Regions from separate parts of the Mus musculus genome. Here region 1 is linked to region 2. Evidence: chromatin contacts called from ENCODE Hi-C or POLR2A ChIA-PET data. All regions are on one chromosome and are shown on one strand. Each heading gives the region's core, a stretch centred on a gene start or an enhancer-like site at or near the end of the contact. The rest is flanking DNA. Distances are from core to core; before and after follow the strand shown.

Evidence for each region. A loop is a pair of places that touch in the nucleus more often than their neighbours do. ChIA-PET counts read pairs that join two places held with the same protein, here RNA polymerase II (POLR2A).
Region 1: a map of heart shows a loop between it and region 2 (4-fold over the local background). The contact joins the promoter of Oga here to the promoter of Npm3 in region 2. A Hi-C loop is called at or near these places in 5 of 37 maps with a recorded cell type or tissue (all heart). POLR2A ChIA-PET finds 5 or more read pairs at or near these places in 2 of 5 experiments (Patski and embryonic stem cell).

What each region holds. Positions count from the first base shown.
Region 1 is chr19:45,781,476-45,787,189 of GRCm38, reverse strand. Oga (O-GlcNAcase) reads left to right here and starts at 3,637. Exons shown (of 16, transcript NM_023799.4): 1 at 3,637-4,258. The coding sequence starts at 4,060.
Region 2 is chr19:45,747,277-45,752,328 of GRCm38, reverse strand. It overlaps Npm3 (nucleoplasmin 3), which reads left to right and starts at 2,764. Exons shown (of 6, transcript NM_008723.2): 1 at 2,764-2,890; 2 at 3,187-3,272; 3 at 3,460-3,579; 4 at 3,690-3,783; 5 at 4,049-4,165; 6 at 4,278-4,595. The coding sequence starts at 2,773. The coding sequence ends at 4,158. It overlaps Oga (O-GlcNAcase), which reads left to right. Exons shown (of 16, transcript NM_023799.4): 16 at 49-2,074. The coding sequence ends at 185.

The DNA.
Region 1 (5,714 bases), core at 2,388-4,887, 34 kb before region 2:
GAATAGGGCTGGGGAGATGGCTCATTTGGAAGTGCTTGTGTCTCAAGCTGGAGGACTTGCATGGGCCTTGTGCTCATGACCCATCTTCTCCCATAAAGGTCTCCTTCTCTTTCCTCTTTCTAACCCGCTCTCTCCTGTACCTGCGACCCTCTGCCCAGTAACTGAAACCCTGCCCACCTCTAGTCTCCCCAGTAATTGGCTGTAGCCATTTCTATTTAACCAATAGCTTTAAACTAGGGAGCCAGTAGCAGCTCTTGTTCGACTTGAGGCTCTTTGGACTTGGGGGCAAGCCAGTAAAGAACATCCCTACATGGCCTCTGCATCAGCTCCTGCTTCCTGACCTGCTTGAGTTCCAGTCCTGGCTTCCTTGGTGATGAACAGCAGTATGGAAGTGTAAGCTGAATAAACCCTTTCCTCCCCAACATGTTTCTTGGTCCTGATGTTTGTGCAGGAATAGAAACCCTGACTAAGACAAATTGGTACCAGCAGAGTGGGGTATTCCTGTGACAACCTGACCATGTTTTGGGGAGGTCTGTGCAAGGACTTTGGAACTTTGGGCTTGAAGATCCATTCGTTAAGAGCTCTGTCAGATGTTTCGTAGGAGCTTGGAAGATAATGTTGAGAACAGTGCAGAAGATGGAGGCCTGGCTTGTGAAATTTCAGAGGGAAAATTAAAGACTCTTTTCAGGGCCATTCCTGTTTTGATTGTGAAGATTCTGTAGTTCTGGTTAGCTGGGGCTGAAGAATCAGCTGTGATTAACAAGATACCAGAACTACTAAAGCAAAAACTTTGCATTACTGGGACTATTGATGCTGGTTAGCTGGAGCTAAGAAATTAGTGGTGATTAAGAAGAGACCAGCATCATTGAGGTGACATTTTCTGGGAAGTGTTTTCTGAGAGCACAGTGGCTGTGTTCCAGATATAGCCAAAGTTGTACATTGTGCTGTGGCTGGACTTGGTAATGTGTAAGGGTCACCCAGGTGGTACTGGTTTTGAAGGCATGAAGGAGTTGAGCAGTTGTATTTTTGAATACAAAGCAGCACCAGACCGTCCCCCAACACGTTACACACGTCTGTGCACTGCTGTGTGCAAGTGCCCAGGAAGGCTAGAAGAGGGCATTAGATGCTGCCACCAAGAACCAGAGGTACTTGGGAGGCAGAAGTAGGTGGTTCTCTGAGTTCCAGGCCAGCAAGGACTCCACAGAGAAAGCCTGTCTCAAAAACAACAAACAAAAATTCCCACCTTTCAGGTTTGGGATGTAGCTAAAGGAGTAGAGTGCTTACCTAGCACATACGAGGCCTTGGGTTTGGTTTCCACACTGAAGGGAAAATAAATGTTCTTCAGCTGGCAATGGTGGCTGGCAGGGATGATTTCACACTACCCCAGAGCTCCTTAGTGAGAAACTGTCTCAAAAAGGGCAATGGAAGAAACAAACAGAACAGAAGGAAACAAGCTGGACATAGGCGGGGCATCCCTATACAGCAAGCACCATGAAGGCCGAGGCAGAGAGGGGAGGAGCAAAGAGTATGAAATTACTCAGTGTTCCCTCTAACTACGGAAAGAACTGGTCAGGGCACCTGCATGGAAGGCTGGAAGGGAAGAGAGAAGGTACTGCTCTCTTCCAAAGGACCTGAGTTCTGTTCCCAACAAACACCTTCAGTGGCTGGCCACTGCCTCTTCTGCTGCCCCCCCCCCCACACATTAAAACAAAAAAGTCTTGGATGGGGCTGGCAATAAAGGGGCTCCCACAGCTTGAGCCTGACAACCTGAGTTTGATCTCCAGGATCCACAAAGGGAAGACAACTGACTTCCTCAAGTTGTCCTCTGGGCCATGTCCAAATGGGCTACGGCCTGTGAACCCACACAAAATAAATAAGGCCACCAAATCCCTGGAGTGTTTGTATAACACGTACAAGGCCCTGGGTTGGATACCCAACACTGCATAAACCTGGCAAGGAAGTTCTCGCCTGTAATGTGCACCCCTGCAACGTCCCTGGAGCTACAAGGTGGGCTACTGCGACGAAGTATTAAAAAAAAAAAAGACTACTTTTTATTTTTTAACTTTCTTTCTTTTTTTTTATTTGTTAGATATTTTCTTTATATACATTTCAAATGCTATCCCGAAAGTTCCCTATACCCTCCCTCTGCCCTGCTCCCCTACACACCCACTCCTGCTTTTTGGCCCTGGCATTCCCCTGTACTGGGGCATATAAAGTTTGCAATACCAAGGGGCCTCTATTCCCAGTGATGGCCGACTAGGCCATCTTCTGCTACATATGCAGCTAGAGACACGCGCTCTGGGGGTACTGGTTAGTTCATATTGTTGTTCCACCTATAGGGTTGCAGACCCCTTCAGCTCCTTGGGTGCTTTCTCTAGCTTCTCCATTGGGGGCCCTGTGTTCCATTTTATAGACTGTAAGCATCCACTTCTGTATTTGCCAGGCACTGGCATAGCCTCATACAAGAGACAGCTATAACAGGGTTCCTTCAGCAAAATCTTTCTGGCATATGCAATAGTTTGACTACTTTCTTAACATTGAACATGAGAGGTTTGTTCCCAAACAGGGCAGATTTTTTTTTTTTTTTTTTTTTTTTAGTCTTTTTGAGACAGGGTTTCTCTGTATAGCCCTGGCTATCCTGGAACTCACTTTGTAGACCAGGCTGGCCTGGAACTCAGAAATCCGCCTGCCTCTGCCTCCCAAGCGCTGGGATTAAAGGTGCGCCACCATCGCCTGGCTGGCAGATCCCTTAAGGAACCAAAATGTCAAGTGTACTCTGAGGCAAGCCCTTAGAGTACAGGAGGCAAGCCCTTAGAGGCAGGGTTTCCTTGGAAATGCTGATGCTAAGGCTAAAAGGGTCATGTCCCTTACGCACACCGCACACTCTCCATCGCCATAACAAACTCGCCTTCCACTCTCTTCTACTTTTATTAGACGTTTGTTTTCCCTGTGCTTGGAATGCAGTCTTTCTTCTCCATACGTAGTCTGGTGAATTTCATACCACAGCCTCTCCCAAAACAAACGTAGGGCTCAATCAGGCAGAGACGTAACAGCAGGTTTTAACCATATTATGAGGTCATAATGGTCCCAACAGCCCAGGATGAGGCAAACTCAATAAAACAGTTGACTGCTCAATTTAAAACACGGTTAACTCCGAAGACAGGATAGAAGAAACAATGAGTCAGGACAGAGGCGTGAGCTGAGCTCCTTGGCATGGTGTCTTCACAGAAGCAGACGTGGGTCAGGCAGCCCCGATGAGCCAAACTGGTACAACAATCTCCAAAGTAGGTCAGTGTCTCCTACCACTTTAAGAACTAGAAGTATCGTCCCGGCGCCTGCGCATTGAGAGGGTAAACACCTCCTTTCCGCCCCCCCCCCCCCCCTTCCTCCCAAACTCCCCGGCCGGCCGCATTCTCCCATGTTCCCCTCCTCCGGGTGGGGTAATGGTCCGACCCAGAGTGTGGCGCTCATCCCGGAGGGTGGCGAGCCAAAATGGTACGTCCCACCGCCGCACACCTCCGCGGTGTTCACGGCGCCCTTTGTCCTTTTTCTCCCCTAGCAAATAAAGCGCAATGGGCTTATCCCAAGGAAAGGCGGGGGAGCCGGGCTGGGGACCGGTCTGAGCCGGTCTGTAGCGCAGGCGCAGTGCGGATAAACAGGAAGCGGGCGGCAGAGGCAGCGGCAGGAGCTGCTTAGGGACTCCGGTGGGGGAAGAGAGCCGGAGACGCCGGGCTGTCCGGAGGGCGGCGGGCGTGGAGGACGAGCGAAGGCGCCTCCTCGGTCCTCCTTCCGTGGAGACGCGGCGGCTGCCTCGCCCTCCGCTTAGGCTCCCGGCTCCCAGCGCGGGGCGAGGCAGCGGCTGACAAAGGGCTCGAGCCGGTGCCGCCGCCCTTCTCATCCGGGCACTCCGGGCCCCCGCCGAGAGGAAGGGGGAAGGGCGGAGGGGGAGGGGAAGGAGCCCCGGAGGCGCGCGTTCGGAGCCGCGGCCCCTTTGCAGGGCTCCGGGCCTTTGGCCCAACGGACCGAGGCCGAAGGGGAGCGGTGGCCGGCGGCAGGAGGATGGTGCAGAAGGAGAGCCAGGCGGCGCTGGAGGAGCGGGAGAGCGAGCGCAACGCCAACCCTGCCGCCGCCTCGGGGGCTTCGTTGGAGCAGTCGGTAGCTCCCGCCCCCGGAGAAGATAACCCATCGGGAGCCGGGGCTGCGGCCGTGGTCGGGGCGGCCGGAGGGGCCCGCAGGTTCCTGTGCGGTGTCGTGGAAGGTGAGTTGGCCTTCCAGTCCCGCGTAGGTGTTCAGCCTCCGTCCCCGGGAGGGGCGTGCTGGTGACTTTTCCCGCAGTTCCCCGCCCCCAGGACGGGAGGCGTCCGTCATTGCTCACACGGGGTTACGGGGAGGAGACAGACGGTGGGCACACTTCTTTACCCTCCGCTATGTCACGGCTTCGGCGACTCCGGGCTATGGAGGAGCCTGACCCCACCCTCCTCTGGCTTAGAGCCACACAGATTTGTCGGAGGAGGAGGCGGTGGCAAGGAAGGAGCCTGTGGTCCGGCTGTGGGCTTCACTTCTTTGTACCTTGGGATCTTAGTCCGCAGAGATGCCTGCTTTCAGTTGAAATTTGTGCAGCGCTCCCATCCCCCGCCCCTATCCTTGTAAGGGGAAAAAAAATCAGCCCTCACAGGCACGTTTTTACCCGTGAAGGAGCGCAGTCAGCTTATTATATTACAGATTCCTTCAGGCTTAGGAAATTGTTTTGTTTTTATTTTTATTTATTTATTTTTGTTAGCCTGTAAGCCTCCTTCACCTCTTAAGACTCACTTGTAGCCCAGAAAAGTATCATCCTTTAACAATTGCTGTTTTTTTGACTTGGGAGTGTGTGTAAATACCAGTATATCATATCTCAGAGCATCTGTTATGTGGAGTTAGAATTCAGTGAAAGTCTTAATTTCTGTCTTCTCATTTACAGTTGAAAAGGACGAGGGCGTTTTGATAGTAAGGGAAGATGCCGGAAGATCTTAATTACAATTTCTGAAATAGAATGGGTGGATACCGAGCTCAGGAAAGCTTAGTTCTTCCCTAAGCACTCCGTAATTTGAGTTTTCTTATGGATTTTTTTGTTTGTTTGATTTTTGTTTTGTTTTTAGTGGCAAACTCAACGTTTTCTAGTTTCTTTCTCTATTATTATTATTATTATTACTGGGGAATATAAAAACTAGTACTCAGGACTGAAGAGATGGCTCAGCGATTAAGAGCTCTTCCGGAGGTCCTGAGTTCAATTCCCAGCAACCACATCCATGGTGGCTCACGACCATCTGTAATGAGATTCGATGCCCTCTTCTGGTGTATCTGAAGACAGCCACCGTGAACTTGTATATTAAATAAAATCTTGTTTTTTTTAAAAAAACAAACCAAAACATTTTAAAGACTAATACTCAAGCCAAAAGGGATAAAGTTAGGTTGGCCTCCTGGTTGAGAGCTCCAGCTTTTCCACTGTCATGGAAGACCGAGGTCGTAGGTCTGGTAGTTGAGAAAGGTTAATTGGAGGGAGAATATTCTTGGCAGGAAGACATGGAACAGCAGGGCAAAATTTGGGGGAGCACCGTTGTTCCTGGAGCCCAGATTTATGAAAACATGAGTGCTTTGTGCGTTATACATACTGGGCTTGCTGGAGTACAGACATTTTTAGGGGGAAAAAAGTGGAATTTTTTTTTTTTAAAGAC
Region 2 (5,052 bases), core at 1,515-4,014:
TCTATATGATACACTTACTTACATTTAAAACATTTGTTTTATTTCTAGGCTCCCGGGGGGCTTTCTGTGAAGTAAGACCAGATGATAAAAGGATTCTGGAATTTTACAGCAAGTTAGGCTGTTTTGAAATTGCAAAAATGGAAGGATTTCCAAAGGATGTGGTTATACTTGGTCGAAGCCTGTGACACTTGTTGGTACTGTGAACTGTCCAAAAGTCCCTTAACTCCGCCTTGTGGTTGGTGGTTGAGGTCTTCACACAGTTCAGTGTCTGGAGCTGGAGCGGCAGCAGATCAGCCAGTTGACTTGGAAACAAAGATGACTGTAAAGCGCACCCATCACCTTCTCAGATGCTCACTGGTTGGGAGAAGATAGTATTGCTGCATACCCCGTGCAGCTTGTGGTGTGCTCCTCTTTGGGTCTTGTGTTAGGGTCAGGGCCTCTTACGTGGGGCTCTCTAGGGAGAGATTCTTAAATAAATGGAGTCAGCACTATTTTCTGCATCCAGTGTGGTTGCATTTCTCACCTAAGAGCAACGAAGTTCACTCTCTTTACTCTCCTTGGTGTGCTGGATGAAATGTCTCTGTTCTTTGGAGACATGGCTGGAATGAGAAATTTAGTGAGTTTCAATTTGGGCAATTTTTCTGCTTTTTGTAAAGTTCTGGGCAACTGTCTCCTGTAACTGTTGGTTCAGGCCATTGAGCTTTGTTAGGGACAAATGTGCATTTGTTTGTGGCCAAGGCCTAAATTGACAAACTTGTAAATCTCTGTATATAGATTAGCTGTAACCCGACTGTTCTTTGTTTACTGTTTTATATATTATGGGGTTTTTTTTTCCTTTGAAAATGAAAGGTGTTGGTTTAGGATGGCACTTTGAATTATGTAAATCAGTGAATGGTAGATTTCCTTTACATCTGTCCTTTTCTTCCTAATAGTTTTTATTTTTGAAGTGCCTCCCACATAGGGTTAGGCCATGACTATTTAGGGTATGAGCACCTAACTTCTTATGACTCAGATATGTTGGGAAGTGCAGTAACTCCTGGGAATTAACCTTAATAGCAGATCCGCATGTGAAATGTTCTGACATTGTTAAGTAAGGGTAAGGGGACTGACCAGTGGTCTCCTTTGTCCTTGAACAGTTGTCATTTAATCGCAAAGACCTGTTAACTACTGGTTTAATCGAATCAGTCCTTAATTCTTGCATGTTTGTATCTAATTTTTAAAAGAAAGAATAAGTATATGTTAACAATATGTATACTTTTTCTTTTAATCAGAGATTCTGAAAACTTCATGTTATTTTAATTTAGATTTGGTGAATTTAAGGGTTTTGAGCATGAAGCTGGCACATAGTGTCTGCAGGATTATTATTCTTTAATCATGGCTAGCTATCTAGTAACGTCATAGATTTTCAACAGTCTTTTGTTACCTTGCTTTCCTCCAGTTCTACATAGCTTTTGAACTTTGAGCTGAGGGGGGAGAGAGAAGAGGGAGCTTGAAACATTTTCCTTTCTAGAACTCCAGTGTGAGCTTGTGAGGTAGTCTTTTAGCACTATATAGAGTGGACCCAGGGAGGCCCAAGAACCAGAGGCCCAAGAGTGTGCTGAAATGTGCCGCCTCCTTAGGGTGCGAACCTTTGCGATAGGATGTGCTGTGAAACCTAAGTCAAGGTTGGTTTTGAAGGCTGGGGTGAGGGGCAAAATTGTTACTAGATATTAAGACCGTTTAATGTTCCTTAGCGTTCTGAATCCATCTCATGCCTCAGTGAGAATTACAAGGTTTTATTCAGAGCGTTTCAGAGTTTCATACGGAATCAGGAATTGAACAAGTTGCTTTTTGTTTAATGTTGGCTTTCAATAATCACATGGGATGATCTTCTGGACATAAGTGAAAACATGTCCAGGTCTCTACTGTCATTGCTGTAGGATAAAGTGCTCTGCCATCTTCCATGGTTATGAATATTTATTAATGTTGGAATAACATTTCATTGTTTAGATCACAGCTCAGTTCCTATAGAAAACGAACTGTAAACCTATCTGCAGACCATGCAAGAGGCACAATAAAACTTGAAGTGAATGTGTGCTGTGCTGCTTTTTCTCTGGGTTCTCCCTTTTTTTCCCTCACATCTCTTGATCCCTTAGGTATCCGAAGCTATTTCAGTGTAGGCTGGATTGAAGACAGCCCTGCCCTCCTGCCTTCCACAGCAAAGATTTTTCTCAGAAAAGTACATTTGTTTTTGTTTTTAAGTAAGTTGCTCTGTTTACTACAGGTAAAATTTGTGTGAAGTTGGGGGGGGTGTCACAGAGTTCCTCACTGGAACATGGCTTCATTTCCTTAGATAAAGGAATTTTGGTGGTGGAGGGGGGGGGTGGGTCGCCTAAAGAGGAGGCTGTACTATGAACAGTAGTTGATCTCCACATCTGAGTTTAGGTCTTGGCTGTCAAGCCTCCAGCATGATCAGGAAGCGGGGGGGGGGGGGGGGGGGGGGGGGGTGTGAGTAAAAATGGCTGCTCCGTACCCCAAGTTTACTGAAAAAGGAGATACGAAAGGTTTACACTAACATCTGTATGTATATATCCCCGGGTTGGAAGAAGGGGCTTCAGTGAGTGGACGCTAACTTTAAGCCCTCGTGGAGATTTCTTCTGGGGCCTTGTTACCTGTCCTCGTGGAAGAGGCGACGACTGCTCCTCCCTGCTTCGTGTGGCGAGCGCGGCTCCTTTAATGGGCGGGACCGGAACTGGCTGAGGCGGGGGGCGGGGCGCTCACGGCCGTTTCAGCATGGCGGCCGGCGCGGCGGCTGCTTTAGCGTTCTTGAACCAAGAGAGCCGAGCCCGAGCTGGGGGCGTCGGGGGCCTGAGGGTCCCGGCCCCGGTCACAATGGACAGTTTCTTCTTCGGTATTGAACGCGGGAGTGGCAGAGTGGTACGGGGCGGGTGAGGCGTGGCCGAGGAAGGCGGCCGGGCGCCGCTGTGGCCGGGCGCAGCTGTGGGCCGAGGGCTCCTCGCTCGCTCGCCCTAACCGGTTCTTCCCGAGTGGGATGCCCGTCCACGTGTTCTGGGCGAGCAAGCGGCCGGTTCCCCCCCCGCCGCCGCGGCACATGGCCGGGTGGAGGGGACAGCGGAGTTTGTGGAGCGTCCTCGCGCGCTGTCCCCTCCACGCGTGTACCCAGGCGACACTCGCTGGCTCTTGCAGGTTGTGAGCTCTCCGGCCACACCCGCTCCTTCACTTTCAAGGTTGAGGAGGAGGATGACACGGAGCACGTGCTGGCGTTGAACATGGTAAGGGGCCGCAGAGGGAGTTGGAGATGCGGGGGGCTAGCCGACACTCCGCCTGTCGCCCCTCTCCTCCACCCTCTGGTCCCCGCATCCGGTGCCACTGGGACTAGGCCGATTTTGGGGTAAGACGCCTTGGCTTTGGTGTCAGCCCTCCCTCACTTGAGACGCTGAGGTTCTGCCTGCCTTTCAGCTGTGCCTTACCGAGGGGGCCACGGACGAGTGTAATGTGGTGGAAGTTGTGGCCCGGGATCACGACAATCAGGAGATTGCAGTTCCTGTGGCCAACCTCAGGTTGTCTTGCCAGCCCATGGTGAGTTGGAGCCGTTCATTCCTCTCGGAGTCTGGTGGGACTGAGAACTTCGGTATTGATCTCCAAGTGGGTGGGCCAGCACGGCTCAGCCCGTCATTCTTGTCTTCCAGCTCAGTGTGGATGATTTCCAACTCCAACCACCTGTCACCTTCCGCCTGAAGTCCGGTTCTGGCCCAGTTCGGATCACTGGCCGGCATCAGATCGGTGAGAAGAGTGGGCCCTCTCCACTCCCGACTTACCCCAGTCTCATCTCCTAGTGTGTCCTGCATCTCAGGCTATGGTTCCAGTATTCTGTGCCTCCCACTGCCTCCTTCAGGCCTGGGAACTTGCTGTACCCTGCCTGCCCCAGGGGTCCAACTCCAGCGAGGTGGGTGGGCTCTTTTCCATCTAGACTTGGGGACTCTGGGAGATGAGGTTCCCTGTCAGCCTAGCAGCTGAATGAGTGGCTCTATCCTTGTGTATCCACCAGTTTGTATAAACAACGACCTTTCTGAAGAAGAAAGTGATGATGAGAGCGAAGAAGATGAAATTAAGCTGTGTGGCATCCTTCCTGCCAAGAAGCACAGGGGCAGGCCTTAGCCCCCTGGTGAGTGTGTGGGTGGAGGGTGGGGTCGGTTGGTGGGATTCCCGAAGGATCTGGGAAGTTTAGGGGCAGCAGGTGAGGAGGAAGACTCTGACTTCATTCTTGCTTTTCTCAGATCAGGTAACTGCTTGCTACAGGTGCCATGCTCCGTATGTTCCTGGACAAGTTCAAGAATGGTTTTCTCGATGAAGAGAATAGGGGGTGGGAGGGAGGGATGGACTGTGGTTCCTGAGGCTTCCCTTTTCTATTGGGGTGGGACAACCTTTGAACACCTCTTCTGACCCACCTAACCCAGATTCAGTCCCCAGCACTGCAAAAAAAAAAACAAAAAACAAAAAACAAAAGAACATGAAGTTCAGAACACATTTTTAACACTTTGTACTTTTTTTGATAAATATCTAAATAAAGTGGTGTACGGTTGGTTGTTTTGCAATCCTTGTGTGGCTTTTTCAATGCTGAGATGACATTTCCCCAGGGACCACCAGGTGGCACTGTGGCCGCACAAAGGTTGACCTAGCTCTTGAGTTGGTGAGATGTGGGATCCGATTCCCCAGGGCTTTGGGCCCAAAGCAGGCCTAAGTTCCTCGGCCTTGCTTGCAGAGGGGACCTCTCATTCCAGCCTGTTCCATGTTCCTGCAAGTGGGGGAGGGCCGTCACAGGAGGTTATCAGCTTCCAAACAAGGGGTCTGGGCCTCTGTCAGCACTCAGGCTGATGGGCAGGGGGACAGATAAGTGGACTTAAGAAACCTGAGGAATGCATCTCGAGCCCCATGAGGGGCTAGGCCCAGGGAGAGGGCCTGTGAGGGGTGGGGACCAGTCTCTGCTCCTTTGGTCTTTCGAGGTAGGTTCAGGGCCCTTAGAAACCTGATTCCCAGGGCCAGATGGAGGGA